Linked DNA regions of Homo sapiens: region 2 is linked to region 1. A link is a contact called in ENCODE Hi-C or POLR2A ChIA-PET data. All regions are on one chromosome and are shown on one strand. The core of a region is the stretch at or near the end of the contact, and the rest is flanking DNA. Distances in the headings are between cores, read along the strand shown. Region 1 has its middle 30 kb from the start of LINC01502. Region 2 has its middle 19 kb from the start of CAMSAP1-DT.

Region 1 (3,724 bases), core at 397-2,896:
GGGGGTGGGGCTGTGACAGCTGTCCGCCTTTCTGAGTGGGGCGAGGTGACAGGAGTAGTCAGAAACAGTGTTCCAGAGGTGGGAACAGCATGTGTGAGGGACCCAGCGGAGCCAGCGACAGCCCAGCCCCCTACTCGAGCGAGCCCCGCCGGGGTGGGTCCCAGAGGCCCAGGGCTCTGGGGGCTCAGTGAAGGTGGGTGGTGCTCCATGAAGTCACCAAGTGGCTAGGCCAGGCCCCGTGAGCTCCTGGCCCATGGGCAGAAGCCAGGCTCACCTGCGTGGTGGGAGTAGTTGCTGGATACAGCTGGGTTTGCATTTCACAGGCCCCTGTCGGCGTGGTAAGGGGCCTTCTGCAGGCCAGGGTCCCAGTGGAGGAGGAGAAGACCGGACCCGTGCCTGCCTGTGGGGTGGCAGCCGCAGCCAGTCCCTGAAGCCCCACTGCTCTGCTGTGGGCTATTCCTGCCCCACCCCATCTGCACACCTTCCTGGCCAGCTGGGAGCCGTTCCACGGGGACCCTGTGAGGCTGCCACCTCCAGCCTCAGAACGGTGACCCCCTTGTGGCCTGGAGAGAACACATGTTCACTGAAAACAACTAGCAGGCTGGGCGCGGTGGCTCACACCTGTAATCCCAGCACTTTGGGAGGTTGAGGCAGGCCGATCACTTGACGTCAGGAGTTCGAGACCAGCCTGGCCAACATGGTGAAACCCCGTCTCTACTAAAAATACAAAAATTAGCCAGGTGTGGTGGGCGACTGTAATCCCAGCTACACCTGTAATCCCAGCTACTCAGGAGGCTGAGGCAGAAGAATAGCTTGAACCTGGGAGGCAGAGGCTGCAGTGAGCCGAGATCGTGCCACTGCACTTCAGCCTGGGCGACAGAGCGAGACTCCATCCCCCCAGAAAAAAAATTACATAGTGATGGGGTCTCCCTGTTTTGCCCAGGCTAGTCTTTGACCCCTTGGCTGAAGCGATCCTCCCGCTTCAGCTTCCCAAATAGCCAGGATGTCAGGTGTGAGCCCCCATGCCCAGCCTATGCCATCAGGTCCTGCCTCTTCCACCCAGGGAATCCCACGGGGACAGGGGGAGGGCAGAGGGGAAACAGGCTCTGAGCAGAGGGAGCCAGGTCCACTCATCAAGGAGCGGCAGGCCCAACAGTTGCCAATCACCCTCCCCTGCCACACTGATGTCCCAGCCAACACGGCCACCGGCGACCCTGAGACACGAGAGCTGATCAGGAGCCACTGGCCTGCATCCCAGGTGTGAAGGATAGGAGCCAGCATGGCCCAGGCAGTGTTGGGGACACCCATGGCCCCCTGGGGACCCCACTATCACTCACCAAGGCCAGGCTGGTGGGTCAGAGATGGAGGTCACCTGGGAGACAGTCAGGGCCCAAGCCTGGCCACATGGGCAGAAAGCCCGAGAAGCGTCGGGTGTCAGGTGCCCCAGATTCTGCAGATTCTCCCTTTGGACGTTTCCACCCAAACATGCCGCGTGGAAGCTGCCTCCATCCAGGCAGCGGGCCTTGGCGGTGCTCCAGGAACCTGCTCTTCCATAGCAAACAGGCCTGAAAACCCAGGCCAGAACTCCTTTTTGAAAACAAGTGGGAAAAAATAAACAAACTGAAAAGAATTCTGCTGAGACAGCGAGCAAAGCACTGGGACGTGCCGGCCACCCCCGAAAGGCACGGGAAGGGAGCCGGGACCCCAGTGTGCAGGTCACCCCGGAAGGAACCAGAAGGGAGGCGGGACCTGGGACCGACAGGATTCTCCTTCAAGACCTCCTGCCTTGCAGGTGTGCTTGGCAGTTCTCTCCCTCCCCTCTCCCTCCCTCCCTGCTTCCCTCCTTTCCTCCTTCCTCATTAGCAAGTCAGCAACACTCTGGAGGCTGAGACCCACCTGGCCGCTGTATGCTCTGGGCCTGCTGGGGGCTGAGGCTGAGGTGCCCTATGTCCGCCATCCCTCTTGCCCCGAACGCCCCCTTGGCCTGCTGGTTGTCATGGTCATGACGCCCACCTGTGTCCAAGGGTGAAGCTGCTTTCTTCAATGCACCATCACGGACATGGGGAGGCCAGTGCTGTGGCAGCGTTTCCAAATTAGCTTGACCCACAGGCACAGGGCACCCCCGGGAACCCCTACCAAACGCCCCCACCTCATGAGGAGTGTGTCCCCCATGCACGGCCAGGGGTGCGCTTTGGGATCTCAGAGGTATCCCCACGGAGGCACCCCAGGCCCTTGCGGGGTCTGAGCGTGCTGTGGTGGACAGGTGCAGCGGGCGGGAGGCAACCGTGTGAGTCTCAGCTTCTCGGCCTCTGAGCCGGGCTCGCCGTGCACAGCTCACACGGTGATGGTCTCTGTGCCTTGGTGGGCGGGTCAATGGACCCAGCGAACATCCGGCTCAACGGTGACAGCAAAGCCTACCTCGGAAGAATCCGGTTTAGGAAGAATCTGCGACTCTTAGGCTGCAGAGTGAGGGTGGGTGGCTCAGGCACAGCAGGTGTCTCAGAACGAGGGTTAGGGCCACAGAAAGACTCCCTGGTAGAAGTCCACCTGGTCCACTCGGTGGGGCTTCCGAGTCTTGCCCGACAGTTGCTGTCCTCCAGGGCTGTCATAAACGCAGATGAAAGCAGGATGGCTGGACTTCTTGGGTCACATTTTCCACCAATATTTCTGTAAAATTTGGCCCGATTTTTCCCAGGGCCCTTCCACGCACTCAGAGGACTCGGGCGCCACCAAGTGGCCATCGTGGGGACGTCAACGGCCGGGGTCGCACATCCTCCGGTGAGGCGAATTTTGTATGAGTTAAATCCTTCGGGATTCAAGGTGACAAACTCCTCGGGGGCTGCCTGTGGGCTCGGCATCCATTCTGTCCACGCTCCAGCCCCGGGAGCTCCAGCTGCCTGCAATGTTGGACTTGCTTCTAATTTGTCACTGCATTCCCTGCTCTTCTATAGGGATCAGCACCAGGGTTAGAAAACCTCTGAAGGCCGAGGCAAGTGGATCACCTGAGCTCAGGAGTTCGAGACCAGCCTGGCCAACATGGTGAAACCCCATCTCTACTAAAAGTATGAAAACTAGCTGGGCGTGGTGGCACACACGTATAGTCCCAACTACTCGGGAGGCTGAGACAGGAGAGTTGCTTGAACCTGGGAGGCAGAGGTTGCACTGAGCTGAGATCCTGCCTCCAACCTGGGTGACGAGAGTGAAACTCGGTCTCAAAAAAAAAAAAAAATTAAAATAAAGAAAGAAAGAAAGAAAGAAAGAAAGAACCCCCCTGGACTTGTGCAGCGGAATTAAGTTGCGAAAACCCTGGAGGCAGATCTGCCATCCGTGGAGGGGGTAACTCGGAACCCATCAGCAGGGTGCATGCTGACCTGTGAGATTTGGGATGCCACATGGCCCCCGAGCCTGGGAAAGAGGCAGCCCCAGGGGGAGGGTGTCCAGAGGCTGCGGAATCTATGGCTAATCATCTATGCAGTTGTTTAGGGATAGGGGTCGATGGGGGAGAAAACCATGCTGAGGCCTAGCGGAGCCGGGGTCACGTCAGGCTGGAGTGGGGCGGCTGTCCCAGGTCACGGGGGTCCCTGTCAGGGGAGGGGGAGCACAGTGGTTAGGGGAGCAGCTGTGACAGTTACGTGAGATGGGACAATCAGCATTTCCAGGGTGCTGCGGCGGCTGCCAGAGCAGGACTGGGTGATGATTTGGGGAAACAAGGCTCTTCCCTTAT
Region 2 (3,454 bases), core at 621-3,120, 320 kb before region 1:
CTCCTGCCCTGTGCTTGGCCTCTCTGGGGTGGGCGGGGATGCCCACCCTCCCAGTGCCACCTCCCGGGCTCCTGAGAACTGTGAGCCCCATCCTGGGCTGGCCTCTGCTTCACCCAGAGGCTGTGGACCTCACAGCCCAGGCACGTCCCCTTCCCCTCTGGGGACCTGGCTGACCCCTCCTGGGCTCCTGAATGACAAGGGCCTGGATCCCAGACTTGTGAGGGCCCTTCCAGGTCCCTGTCAGAGTGGACCCCACCCACACCCAAGAGCACGTTCCTGCCCTGGTGTGAGCCTCGGGCACCAGGGCCACAGCCAGGGATCAGGGCCACTGCCGAGGGCCGTGGTGGAGCAGGCCTGGGACCATGAGCCCTGTGGCCGCAGCGGCTCTGCAAGCTGGCAGAGTCCTGACAAAAGCTCTGGGACCTGCACCCCTGTCCTTGAGTGGAGATGGATGGAGACAGGAGACCTGGTGTCCAGGCTCCGCCGCAGCAGGCACTGCCCTGGCAGGTCGGGGAGAGCCTGACTTCCAGGGCCCAGCCGCAGAGTCTAGAGAAATGATTTTACTCGGGCTGGGGGGTGGCGGGGACACAGGTGCCACAGAGCAGGAGGTGTGGTCAGGTGGGGCCTTCCCGCCCACAGCACTGGCTCTGTCGCCAGAAAGATCCTCCTCGAAGTGAGCTCGGAAGCGGACTCTCCCAGAGGGCAGGGGTGGCAGCTGCGGGGCTGTGGTACACTCTGCCTGCGGCGTCGCCCGTGTGTGGTTTTTGAAGTGTGTGTGTGGTGGTGTGGTGTGCGTGTGTGCTCTGTGTGCATGCACAGGCGTGCATGTGTGTGTGTGTGCTCTCTGCATGCAGAGGCGTGCGTGTGTGTGCGTGTGTGCTCTGCGTGCACAGGTGTGCGTGTGTGCTGTGTGCATGCAGAGGCATGTATGTGTGTGTGTGCATGCACAGGTGTGTGCATGTGTGCTGTGTGCATGCACAGGCGTGCATGTGTGTGCATGTGTGCTCTGCATGCATAGGCGTGCATGCGTGTATGCTGTGTGCATGCACAGGTTTGTGTGTGTGTGCGTGTGCTCTGCATGCACAGGTGTGCGTGTGTGTGCATGTGTGCTCTGTGTGCATGCACAGGCGTGCATGTGTGCGTGCGTGTGTCGTCCAGGGGAGCATCACGGGGAGGCCAGGCGTGTGCCCAGCTCCCCAAGCAAGGCCTCCTGGCTTCCCTTCCGGCTGTCCCGTGGCTCCTGTGTGGCCGGGGCCTCTGGTGTGGGCCGGCAGCTCTTGGCCCCCAATGGGGATGGAGCAGCTCCAGGGTGCCTGGGACCAGGCTGGCACTGCTGGCAGAGTCAGTAGGATGGGTGCAGCCCCTGGGGACAAGGACAGGAAGCAAGGGCAAAGGCACCTCCAGGACAGGCCAGGACAACTTCTTGGCTTCCACGCAGCCTTCCAGAGCAGGGCCACAATGCTGTCCCTGTTCCAGGCTTTGGAATGTCCTAGAGATGCTTCTCAGGTGGCCAGCCCTGAGTCCTGCACTGGAACCCAGAGAGGCAGGGCACATCCCCAAGGCCACATTGCCGTGGTCACAGAGCAGGTTAGGGCGCTGGGGGATCCCCGCCTGGCCTGCCCAGGAGAGAAAGGGCTCTCTGTGCGGCCCCGGTGCTCGAGTCCTGGAGGAGCCTGTGGCTGCAGGCTCTCAGATCTCCTCCCTTCGGGCGGGGTCTCTGGCACCTCTGCCTCTGACTCACTGGCCACCAATGGTGTCAGCAGAGGGAGCGGGAGTCCCCGGCTGCCTCAGCAAGGCCCTGTGGTGCCCGCCTGACTCTCAGGGCCTCTCGCTTTTGTTGTCCTGAGTCACCACCATCAGGAAGTCACACTGCCCTGAGGCGGCTGCGTTGCCAGGAAGCCTAGGCCACGTGGAGAGGCCACTCCAAGAGGCCACATGGATGTGCTCAGGGTGACAGCCAGAAGCGACCGCCACAGGTGGAAGTGAGGAACACACTGAAGGCCTCGCTGTGGTTGGGTCACCTGGCCGTTCTCTCCACGGCGAAGTGGAGACCACCATGGCACTGGGCCCTGCCTGGGTTCCCTTCCCGGGGCCCTTGAGTGCGGCACGATAAAGGCTGTGCGCAGCTGCCACACCTGGTGTCACTGGTCACTTGGAGTCACTGCAGCACCAGCTGAAGGAGAGAGGGTCCGGCTCAGCTGAGAGGCCGCTTCCCATCCAGTGACTGGAGGCAACTTTGTTGGAGAGTTTTCCAGCCTGAGACGGATGCAGGGGAATTTGGAGACTGGTCCCAGCCAGGGTGCATCCCAGGGTGTGGTGGGGGCTGCCCCAGTCGGCACGTCCCGCAGATCCTCACACCCTCTGGCCACTGAAGACCTCTGAGGCCAGCCTAAGGAGGGGCCTGCAGGGCTCTCCTTGTTTTTTTTCTTTGAGGCGGAGTCTCTGTCGCCCGGGCTGGAGTGCAGTGGCAAGATCTCGGCTCATTGCAACCTCCGCCTCCTGGGTTCATGCCATTCTCCTGCCTCAGCCTCCTGAGGAGCTGGGACTACAGGCGCCCAGCACCACACGCAGCTAATTTTTTTATTTCTAGTAAGACGGGGTTTCACCATGTTGGCCAGGCTGGTCTCGAACTCCTCATCTTGTGATCTGCCCACCTCAGCCTCCCAAAGTGCTAGAATTATAGGTGTGAGCCACCACAACCGGCCGTTGTTTTTAGGTTTTATGTATTTACTTTAGAGACGAGGTCTCGTTCTGTCACCCAGGCTGGAGTGCAGTGCAGCCATCACGGCTCATTGTAGCCCACAACTCCTGGGCTCAAGCATCCTCCCGCCTCAGCCTCCAGGGTAGCTGGGACTGCAGGTATGCACCACTGCGCACAGCTAGTTTTTAAATGTTCTCTAGAGACGGGGTCTTGCTGTGTTGCCCAGGCTGGTCTTGAACTTCTGGCCTCAAGCAATCCTGCCTCAGCCTCCCAAAGCACTGGGATTACAGGCATGAGCCACAGGGCCCGGCCTCTCAGTGCTTTCTGAGAATGAGCTGCTTTTCTCTTCCGCCCCCAGACCTGAACCTCAGTGTTCCTGGAAACTCCCACGCTTGCATTCTGATGCTGAATTAATCACCGTGTCCCCAGGTGGCTGCTCTTGCCAGCCAAGCACTGAGGCCTCCAAACTCAGTCCCAGGATGGCGGCGGTCGGACCCCACGCTTCCTTGGGGCTCGCTGAGGGAGGGGGTCTGACCCCACAGGCCCTACCCAGGAGTGAGTCCGGGGCCAGGGTGGCCCTCGCAGACAGCGGACACTCTCGCTGCTTCCCTCCTATCCAGGCTGGGCCCACCACTTCCATGATGTGGCTGCCCTCACCATTAATTGCTTAAACCTGGGAGACGGAGGTTGCAGTGAGCCGAGATCACGCCATTGCACTCCAGCCTGGGCAGCAAGAGTGAAACTCCATCCCCC

Evidence for each region. Hi-C counts contacts between places; a loop is a spot of excess contacts on that map. ChIA-PET counts read pairs that join two places held with the same protein, here RNA polymerase II (POLR2A). Pooled maps may share reads with other maps.
Region 2: a map of endothelial cell of umbilical vein shows a loop between it and region 1 (4-fold over the local background). The contact joins two enhancer-like sites. A Hi-C loop is called at or near these places in 2 of 168 maps with a recorded cell type or tissue (endothelial cell of umbilical vein and posterior cingulate gyrus) and 3 of 50 pooled maps. POLR2A ChIA-PET finds 5 or more read pairs at or near these places in 1 of 52 experiments (H1).

The regions. Positions count from the first base shown.
Region 1 is chr9:135,603,078-135,606,801 of GRCh38, reverse strand. No RefSeq gene overlaps it. Among named protein-coding and RNA genes, the nearest start is that of LINC01502, 30 kb to the right of the region's middle. Within about 2 kb of position 1,646, at least 2 of the 41 ENCODE cell types and tissues checked have a DNase peak (open chromatin) inside an H3K27ac peak, as active enhancers do.
Region 2 is chr9:135,925,392-135,928,845 of GRCh38, reverse strand. No RefSeq gene overlaps it. Among named protein-coding and RNA genes, the nearest start is that of CAMSAP1-DT, 19 kb to the right of the region's middle. RefSeq lists enhancers at 1,886-1,935, 2,972-3,051. Within about 2 kb of position 1,870, at least 8 of the 41 ENCODE cell types and tissues checked have a DNase peak (open chromatin) inside an H3K27ac peak, as active enhancers do.